Linked DNA regions of Homo sapiens: region 2 is linked to region 1. A link is a loop called in an ENCODE intact Hi-C map of the cell type or tissue named here. Cell type or tissue: breast epithelium. All regions are shown on one strand. Each heading gives the region's core, and the rest is flanking DNA. Links, peaks and the distances in the headings are about the cores only.

Region 1 (5,359 bases), core at 273-5,272:
TGCCAGCCTCATTCCCTCCGTCTCCCAGCACCCAGACAGGCTCTGATCAGCTGGGTTAAATTTGTGAACAGGGTCCACCATGGGCCGCATGCTGGGCACCCCACTGGGTGCTTCCAGAGGATCTGAATCCAGGGCTGTGGGATGCTAGTGGGGGGATATCTGGTTCCCAGTTCCTCGGCATTTCCAAGAATGCAGCCATCCCTCCCTTCCCCTTGGGGCCCCTCGGGGCAGGCTGTGTCTGGAATTCCTGAGGCAGGGCAGGTTTACATTGACTGCTGGGGCACTGAGGCTGCAGGGAGGCACCCAGGCCAAGGCAAACAGCAGAAGGGATTCTGATGGCTGACGAGTGGAGGTCAAGGGCAGCCCCAGCCCAAGTGGGAGCCGTCAGGGGCACCCACGCCCTCACATGTCTTGCCTTCAGTGGGTTAGATACCAAGGAAGGCCTGCTGCACAGGGAACCACCACGGAACGGGCAGGAGACAGAGAGGGCCAGGTAGGTGCCCAGGGCTGGAGAAAACTCAAAATGCTCCTCTGAAATCAGAGAGTGCCAAGTACACAAGGCCCCAGCGCCACCATCGTCTCATCTGAAAAAGCAGGGCAAGTGCACTATGCCTATTGATCGGGGAGGAAACTGAGGCCCAGAGAAGCCCGGGGCTTGCCACAGACCTCAAGCCTAGTGACTCCAGCCCTGACAGAAGGGCACACGGGAAAGTCTGTGATGAGGGAGAAGAGCTGGATCTGCCCAAAGTACCTGGACCTTTTCCTCCAGCACCTCCATGGTTTCCCTGGCCAACCACCTTTCTGGGCTGAACCTTCTCCCTGTTCCATGTTCCCGTGGGCCCCTGGGAGCACCCCACGTGGGGTTTTCTACATGGTGCTGGAGGTGGGTGTCTGTCTCTCTGCCCATGTGCTTTGCCACTCAGCAGTGCCCTGAAGCATCTAGCACAGGACTCACACACAGTAGGAGCTCACAGACGCCCCCTGACACCCAGGCAAGGACTCACACACAGTAGGTGCTCACAGGCGCCCCCTGACTCCCAGGCAAGGACTCACACACAGTAGGTGCTCACAGACGCCCCCTGACACCCAGGCAAGAAGTCACACACAGTAGGTGCTCACAGGCGACCCTCTGACTCCCAGGCAAGGACTCACACACAGTAGGAGCTCACAGGTGCCCCCTGACACCCAGGCAAGGACTAACACACAGTAGGTGCTCACAGATGCCCCTCTGACACCCAGGCAAGGACTAACACACAGTAGGTGCTCACAGACGCCCCTCTGACACCCAGGCAAGGACTCACACACAGTAGGTGCTCACAGGCGCCCCTCTGACTCCCAGGCAAGGACTCACACACAGTAGGAGCTCACGGATGCCCCCTGACACCCAGGCAAGGACTAACACACAGTAGGTGCTCACAGGCGACCCTCTGACTCCCAGGCAAGGACTCACACACAGTAGGTGTTCACAGGCGCCCCCTGACACCCAGGCAAGGACTCACACACAGTAGGTGCTCACAGACGCCCCCTGACACCCAGGCAAGGACTAACACACAGTAGGTGCTCACAGGCGCCCCTCTGACTCCCAGGCAAGGACTCACACACAGTAGGAGCTCACAGACGCCCCCTGACACCCAGGCAAGGACTCACACACAGTAGGTGCTCACAGGCGACCCTCTGACTCCCAGGCAAGGACTCACACACAGTAGGTGCTCACAGGCGCCCCCTGACACCCAGGCAAGGACTCACACACAGTAGGTGCTCACAGGCGCCCCCTGACACCCAGGCAAGGACTAACACACAGTAGGAGCTCACAGACGCCCCCTGACACCCAGGCAAGGACTAACACACAGTAGGTGCTCACAGGCGCCCCCTGACACCCAGGCAAGGACTCACACACAGTAGGTGCTCACAGGCGACCCTCTAACTCCCAGGCAAAGAGTCACACACAGTAGGTGCTCACAGGCGACCCTCTGACTCCCAGGCAAGGACTAACACACAGTAGGAGCTCACAGGTGCCCCCTGACACCCAGGCAAGGACTCACACACAGTAGGTGCTCACAGACGCCCCCTGACACCCAGGCAAGGAGTCACACACAGTAGGTGCTCACAGGCACCCCCTGACACCCAGGCAAGGAGTCACACACAGTAGGTGCTCACAGGCGCCCCCTGACACCCAGGCAAGGAGTCACACACAGTAGGTGCTCACAGACGCCCCCTGACACCCAGGCAAGGAGTCACACACAGTAGGTGCTCACAGGCGCCCTCTGACACCCAGGCAAGGACTAACACACAGTAGGTGCTCACAGACGCCCCCTGACACCCAGGCAAGGAGTCACACACAGTAGGTGCTCACAGGCGACCCTCTGACTCCCAGGCAAGGACTCACACACAGTAGGAGCTCACAGACGCCCCCTGACACCCAGGCAAGGACTAACACACAGTAGGTGCTCACAGACGCCCCCTGACACCCAGGCAAGGACTTACACACAGTAGGTGCTCACAGACGCCCCTCTGACACCCAGGCAAGGACTCACACACAGTAGGTGCTCACAGACGCCCCCTGACACCCAGGCAAGGAGTCACACACAGTAGGTGCTCACAGGCGCCCCCTGACACCCAGGCAAGGAGTCACAAACAGTAGGTGCTCACAGGCGACCCTCTGACTCCCAGGCAAGGACTCACACACAGTAGGAGCTCACAGACGCCCCCTGACACCCAGGCAAGGAGTCACACACAGTAGGTGCTCACAGACGCCCCCTGACACCCAGGCAAGGAGTCACACACAGTAGGTGCTCACAGACGCCCCTCTGACACCCAGGCAAGGAGTCACACAGAGTAGGTGCTCACAGGCGACCCTCCTGACACCCAGGCAAGGAGTCACACACAGTAGGTGCTCACAGACGCCCCTCTGACACCCAGGCAAGGAGTCACACACAGTAGGTGCTCACAGGCGCCCCCTGACACCCAGGCAAGGAGTCACACACAGTAGGTGTTCACAGACGCCCCTCTGACACCCAGGCAAGGACCAACACACAGTAGGTGCTCACAGGCGACCCTCCTGACACTCAGGTAAGGACTCACACACAGTAGGTGCTCACAGGCGACCCTCTGACTCCTAGCCCAGGACCTGCATGCAGCAGGTGCTCAACACACACCACTGAATGAACAGAAAGCATCACTGGGGAAGGCCCTTGGTATAGGAGACAGAGGAAGTGTCCTGGCCCCCGCTCAGCGGCAGGCGGGTGGGACCCCAGCTCTGCTGCACCCCGTCATCAGGCACAGGGCTGGCGGTAGGACTGTCGGGTCACCTGGGCTCCTATCTGCCCCTGAGTTCTCCACAGCCTGGGAGAAGATGGCTCACCCCCATCATCCCTGGTCCATGACCTAGTAGAGTGGGAGTCCCAAGGAGGCTTGCTATAGGGCAACTTCAATTTCCAGCAGCTGCCTGACCACTGGCACCCCAAGCCCCAGGCCCGCTGTCGCACGGAGGGCTCACGGAACCCCCATTGACTTCCGGTAGCTCAACACCTCTCTATCCAGCACCTATCCAACCAGAAGTCAAGTCCCATCCACACTAGCAGGGCACAAGTCTAGTGGAGCAGGGTGTTTGTCCAGGCAGTCATACTTGATATACTGGTGCTGCGGCAGAGTGGGGGTGGGTAGTATGGAGAGGGGTGCTGCTGAAATGGGGAGAAGGGACATGCAGCCAGCCTCAGGGCATCCTGACAGCCTGCCCCAGCCTGAGCGGAGAGTGTTTCCCAGGAGATGAACCAGAGCCCTGGGAAGAGGGGCTGAGTTTCCCAAGGGGCCACCCATGCAGGGCCAGGCTTTCCCCCTACAGCACGTGCAGGGATGTGGGAGGGATGGTGATTCCATCATCCCACACCATCTATCCTGGGAACTTCCTGGAGAAAGGGGCAACCATGGGTGGGTGTGGTCGGCTGGATATGCCCATGACCTAATCTCTGAAACTGAGGATGTGATCTTATAGGACAGAGGGGACCTCGCAGCTGTGATGAAGGATTTTGAGATGGGAGATTAACCCGGTTCATCTAGGTGGGCCCGGGGCAGTCACAGTGCTCCCCGTAGGAGAGAGACAGGAGGATTGGAGGAGTCTGAATTAGGAAGTGATGGGCCACAGAAGTGGAGGTTGGAGGGTGTGCTTTGAGGACAGAGGAAGGGGCCACAAGCCAAGGAAGGCAGGAGGCCGCTAGAAGCTGGAAAAGGCAGGGTTGCGGATTCTCCCCCAGAGCCTCTGGGAGGAGCCAGTCCTGCCAGCTGGCAATTTGACTTCCCCTCCATGAGACTGACTGTGAACTTCCAGCCCCCAGATCCGTGAGAAAATAAACTGTATTGTTTTGAGCCATTACACAGGGGGGTCATTTGTCACAGTGGCAGCAGGACACCCGTATGAGGGCAGAGCTGGCAGAGACAGGAAGGGCTGCCTTGCCGTGGGCTGGGGAGAGATGCCTGGGAGAGAGAGTGTGGATTTGGCTGCAGAGGCCCAGGATGTCTGGATGCAGAGGGAGGGTCTCCACTCGTTCCCTGGGCTGTGCCACAAAATGAGAACGCCCAGCCCGGCCAAAAAGTTTTGACTACGATCCCAATAACACGATGTCCTAAACAATTCCACCTGAGACCTGAAATCCTCATCAGAAGATGTGGGACATGAATGAACGGAAGGCTTCTCGGCAGCTAATGAGTCCCCACCTGCTCAGTGACGCTGGAAACATGTAAAGCAGGATAATCCCAGCAACAAGTGCGGTACTGGCAGCCGCCGTGGGCCGGGTGCCAGGCATGGGTTCGGTTCTGCACCAGCACCTGCTAAGCACGCGAGGTTCACAGCAACCTCATCCACGGGTCTCACACTCACTTCCCAGATGAGGACACGGATTTGGAGCGCTTTGCTGAGACCTGCCCGCCAAGGTCGGGATGTGTTTCTGATCCTAAAGCCTTTGCTTTTAGCTCTGATACTTTACTGCACTTCTAACCCCCTGGGGGCTCCAAAACCACAGACTGTCACTAATTTGGACACTAATTCCGATTTTGCAAACATGGAACCTTTTCTTAAAGAAACATTTCCTCATGGGCACCACAAATTCATGTCACCAGCACCACTGCCAAGCAAGCTTTGGAAAATCCTGAGAAAATGTTTGACACACTCTCAGAAACCTCTCCTGACTGTTTACCCAGAAGGAAAAAACAAATCCAGCTATTCAGTTTACCTGCTTCTTTAAGGATCTCAAGAAGACAACTTCCAGTGACCTTCACACACCGTTTCCAAGCGATCAACACACGCACCAAGTCGCACAGCTGCACGTACAACCTCAACTCAATTCAGACTTCTTCAAAATCCACT
Region 2 (5,359 bases), core at 156-5,155, 87 kb before region 1:
TAACAACAGATTCAGAGCATCGCTTTGCAGCCCAGAGGGTTTCATGCGAGTTAGCCCGTCCCCATCCAAGCTGGCAGCCGTCCATGTCCCCACCTCACTCTAGAGCTGTGAAAGCTGAGGCCGGGAGAGAGATCAGAGGAGAGATATGGGCTGCAGAGCATGAGGGTGGAGAACAACCCCCAGAGGCCCTTCCATCTGGGCTGCTCTCTTAAATCAACCCTCACTTCTACCCTCAGCCTCCCATCACCCAAGGAGCGCGGAATGTCCCCACTGGAGAGATTCAAAGTCCTTGGCAGGCAGCACTGGGCATCTACGTAGGGGTCAGGAAGGGTGCTGGGGAGGCCTAGGCCAGCTCCACTGGCACCGGCAGGCCTGAAAACACAGGCTTCAGAGCTTCCCAGGCTGTTAGGAAAGTCAAAGTGGAAAAGAAGGAGGCAGCCGGACTGGGCTGGAAACCAGCTGAGTTGTCAGAGAAGAATGTGCGAAGCCCTCAGCTTGACATATCCCAGGGAGGGTAGCTGCCCTGAGCGGCCTGGAAGTCAGGGCCCTGCCTGGGGGCAGTTATGTGCTGGCCGCGTACACGACTGCAGAGATCAGATCAGGAAATATTTTCACAAGTGACTAGAAAGAGACCAGACTACCCTCCTTCAGAGGAATTTTTTTTTTTTTTTTTTTTTGGCCAAGATATTGACCAGGCATCACATTTTATGGAGAAAGGCACATACTTAGAGCCCAGTAATTTCATTTGGGCTTAAACTCAGCACAGGGAGGGCTGGATTACGGAAGCCAACAGACAGGCACAGAGTCAGGTTCCCGCCTCTGCGTGAGTAACCGCCCCAGAGAAGGCGGCTTTCAGCATGGAGCACTCACAACACTGGCATCCGTGTCCAGTTGAATGCCATCCTGGGACTCGCCTTAGCATCCTAGAGAACAGAAGCCGCTGGAGGGAAGGGCTGGAAAGGGAAGAAGCGGTCGGAGGAACAGCGAGGTTGGCACTGCTTAAGGAATTCTGGAGCACAGCTGGAAGAGCTCCTGGGAGTCATTTATAGGGTGAGATGATTGATCCCAGAATTAAAGACATTTAGGTTGAAAGGGCCTGGAGAGATTACAGCTAAGAAGGTGCTGGGTGACATCTGGGAAAACTCTCAGGAAGATGCAGTGGGCTGGGCAGGGTTGCATGGGGAGGGGGGTATGGGTGCAGCACAGAGGGGACACTGGCGTCTAAGAGAGCCACCAAGTCTCAGCTCTGCTCCCTATTGGCCAAGTCAACTGGGCACGTCCTCACAGAGTCAGGAGAACCGTACTGACCTCACAGGACTGGTGGGTGGAGTGAAAGTCACCGACAGAAAGCAGTTGGTGCTGGGAGCCATCAGCCCATCCGTCAGCATCTGCCCACAGGACTGGAGGCTCCTGTACCTCACACACACGCCCTGCTGCAAACTGGTCATCTGCTTGGGGACCCCTTGAAAGATCTGGGGTGGTGCAAACAGCTGTGTGAAGCTCAGCAACACATGGCTGAGCCCAGATTAATGTCAGATGTGGGACAATTAGTGAATCCCTGATCCCAAAGATCCCAATCCAAGGAAGGCTGATGGGCAGCTTCCCTGGATGCAGCACCGAGAATAGTGTCCCCGACACTTCCCCAACCAAACTCCCCAGGCCACCCTAGGCAACTCTCGGCTTCCTCTCCCACCCAGCCTCTTTGGGGTCAGCAAACCCAGCATACCCCACCTCTGCCAGCCAGTGGTGGGTGTGGTAAGCTGAGATCACTCTTCTGGTACCTTCCATCCTCCCCTAAAAGAACCCAGGTGCATGGTTCACAGCTTCTAACATCTGCTCTCCACCCCACTTCAGAGAGCTACTTCAAAACATAGCAATTCTCTGGGCTGGTCAGCACCCTCTGAGTTTACAAAGCACTCACAATTCAACCCAGTGACCATTCACTGAGCACCTCACAGTGGCAGGCACTCTGAGATGCAAGAAGAACTCAAAGAGACCTTGCCTGTTTCTATAGAGATCTAAACTGTGCCTCCTTAGATGCTCACCACAAATCTATGAGGTAGAGAGACATCATCAGCTCCATTTTACACATGAAGAAACTGAGGCACAGAAGAAAGTTATGGTTTTGAGGTCGCACCATGAGTACTCTAGTACAACCCAGGCCAAGCCTAGGTTTTCACAATGTCTAGTAGAGCTGGGATGCAATACCCTCCTTAACCTCCAGGGGCACCACTCCCACCACTGGTCTCTAGCTAGACACTGAAGTTTGAGGCTTTGATGTCATGAGCATGAACTAGGGCTTTGGGTTACCACTGTTTACAGTGAATTCTGGCTACTGAGGTGACCTGAAACTAGAAATGCCTAAGACCACATATGCAGCAGCATCTCTATTCCACTGGTTTCTAATAAATTGAAACTTCCTAACTTTTCCTAATAGAATCTGTCTGGGGCATACAGTAGGCGTAGGTGAGTTACCCAGGTAGCGAATCTTCAGAGGACTTTGACAATTCTTTAGGACTCATGGTCCATTTTAAGTGAAAACCAAGAGTAAAACTCTTTTGAGCCTGGTCCTTGGCAAACCTGAGGACTCTCATGGCACATAGAACACATCGTTCTGCTAATAGGATAAAGGGTGGACTTGGAAATCAGGCCTGGGGCACTGCTTCTCTCAGAGTTTGCATTTTTCTTTTCTGAAATGCTGATGGTTTAAAGATGTGGATCGTGGCCCAGGTCCCTGACCCAGGAGGGGTTTTGTGATGCTATTCCAGCTCAGTTCCTGAAACATCTGGTCCATTTCTACCCCTGGCCCGCCTGCGCCTTATCTGCTATAGCATCTGGCTTGCTGGGCCCCATTTCTCCTTGGCCGTGTGTCGGCTGAAACTAAACAGGCAGCACCTACCTGGCGATAATCCTCCCCTATCACTCTTTCCTTCCCGCTAAAATGGAAAAACTGACTCAGACCAGGGCAGCTCACCCCCTTAAGCAAACAGTGCACACACAGCTGGGCACAGGCTCCAGATCTAATCCGCAGATCTCATCGAGGACGGTACTCGGGGCGCCTGTGGAGCCCACGGCTCTGTGGGCTTTGGAAGAGGCTGCTGAGTGACAGGATCCAAAAGGCCCCGCTCCCTCCTGAGACCCGCCACCAGGGCCATGGTGATGCAGGAGGGCAGGGAGGACAGAGGGTTGTTGGTGGGGTCACCGGACTTCACATTCCTCCTGCTCCTCTCTCTCAGTGCCTACTGCAGGGATGAAGACCCCAAAGAAAAAAAGTGCAACCGTCCTTCAGATAGGGACCAAAACCCCACCTTCCTTGGCTACTTGGCACTCTCGGAAGGCCTGGACTCATATCAGGCATGTTCCCAAGCAGCTGGACAGAATCAAATGCCCACAACTCAAAGGCTTTTTTATGATTATGATTATTATTATTGTTTTGAGATGGAGTCTCTGTCGCTCAGGCTAGAGTGCAATGGCGCCATCTCGGCTCACTGCAACCTCTGCCGCCCAGGTTCAAGCAATTCTCCTGCCTCAGCCTCCCAAGTAGCTGGGATTACAGGCATGCACCATCACGCCCGGCTAAGTTTTTTGTATTTTTAGTAGAGACAGGGTTTCACCATATTGGCCAGTCTCAAATTCCTGACCTTGTGATCCACCCGCTTCAGCCTCCCAAAGTGCTGGGATTACAGGCCTGAGCCACCACACCCGGCCTCAAAGGCTATTTTAAAGGCCTAACTCTGCCACTTCCTAGCTGCAGGGCCTCTGAGCCTGCTTCTCACCTGTAAAATGGGATGACACCTCCTGCCTTACACAGAGGCCATCGGGATAAAACACAGTGTGAAGGCACTTGGGGTCAGGTCAGAAGAAGACAAGTCCCAGAGAGTCCTACTCTTCACCTGCAGAGAAAAGTCTCAGCGAACCCCTCCCTCGTATGTCTCATGTGAATTTCTACCTTAACTGACATTTCAGTTTCCGGGCTCCGGAGAGACCTTGAAGAGGGCCAGGACCCCAGAGCCCACCTGGAGCCCAGCAGCCCCTCCCCTCCAGGCCTGGAGCCAGAGCCTCCCAGCTGCTCTCCGCACAACCACAGGGTGCCTGCCCCACCCCCCGCCACCCTCCAGGGGACAGAAGCCGGGCAGGGTACAAGAGGGGCGTCGGCTTCCATTAAGACCCCCGACATGCCTTTAGGCCCACACTGCCCTCGGACTATAGCCCCTCTCCGGGGCCTGCAAATCCTGCTTGAGGGCTAGGCAGCTGTTTGTAATCGGCCAGGCCCTAGCTGCAGGAAGGGGAGGTGGGAGCGTATGCATGTGAAGGGGCCCAGGGCGTGCAAGGACAGGCCCAGCAGGGGCGGGGGGACGTGCAGGGGCGGGGGCACATGCAGGCTTGGCTTGGGCTGCCCCTCCCAGGGCTGTCCCAGCAGAACTGGAGACCCGGGCAGCCAGAAAAGGAAAGAAAGAGGGAGCGGGTGTCTGCACTTCGGAGCTGCTTTCCTTTATCACTGGTGAGCAAGGAGATTTTCAGGGTAATGGTGAAACCTATGGGCTGCGGAGGCCGGGGTCCAGAACCTCCCAGCGTGGGTGCTGCCTGCTCACAGAGGGGCGAGCTGCCCACCACCACGGTTGTAGGGTGAACATTGGTCCTCAGAGCCTGCCCTGGGCAGAAAGCCCCTGCATTAGAAAGCCTGGGACCCCTCCAGCCCACTGAGGCTGAGAAAAGACCCAGTTTTGAACACCGTCCCCTGACGGTGGCAAGAGACGGGCAGGGTTGCTTTCCCCAGCGACAGGACTCCGAGTGCAGTCCGCCATAGCCAGCAGCATCTCCGTGCCCGGCCCATCCCTCGTCAGTGAAGCCCACCCGACAGGCCAGGACTCCCAGGCCTGGTCTCCCCACTCCTCACCAGCCTGTGACACCAGGAACCCACACCTTCTAAGTCTGAGCTTATTCATCTGCCAAACGGCCCCCAGGCCATAAGCCAGGCCACTGACTCTGTGCCCCCTCCCCAGAAGACATCAGAGTCCTCTCCAGGAGTCCAGGCAGGTCCTGTCCCACCCCCTGCCCTTCCCCGTCAGGCCTGGCACCCCCGGGCAAAGGAAACTCATCTGGAGAAGCTCCTGGGAACTGAATACAGAGGAAGGTTCCACAGCCCTCACCCCCCATATTATCTATAAACTGCACCCCCTACCCCACCCCCCATATTATCTATAAACTACACCCCCAACCCACCCTCCATATTATCTATAAACTACACCCCCTACACCACCCCCATATTATCTATAAACTACACCCCCACCCCACCCCCATATTATCTATAAACTACACTCCCACCCCACCCCCATATTATCTATAAACTACACCTACA

Evidence for each region. Peaks named below come from ENCODE experiments on the same cell type or tissue, not always from the same donor. Only the 100,000 strongest peaks of a DNase experiment are listed, where the experiment ranks them.
Region 2: it touches region 1 in a loop (19-fold over the local background); 1 of 110 quality-filtered maps calls a loop at or near these places.

Annotation. Positions count from the first base shown.
Region 1 is chr9:134,570,554-134,575,912 of GRCh38, reverse strand. No RefSeq gene overlaps it. Among named protein-coding and RNA genes, the nearest start is that of COL5A1, 69 kb to the left of the region's middle. RefSeq lists an enhancer at 3,361-3,410. In breast epithelium, for the core only: no CTCF peak of the experiment used is centred there; no DNase peak of the experiment used is centred there.
Region 2 is chr9:134,657,461-134,662,819 of GRCh38, reverse strand. All of the region lies in intron 1 of COL5A1 (collagen type V alpha 1 chain), which reads right to left. Among named protein-coding and RNA genes, the nearest start is that of COL5A1-AS1, 7.3 kb to the right of the region's middle. RefSeq lists an enhancer at 4,433-5,240. In breast epithelium, for the core only: a CTCF peak has its summit at 2,248; a DNase peak (open chromatin) is centred at 478; H3K4me3 peaks cover 377 bases; H3K27ac peaks cover 3,430 bases.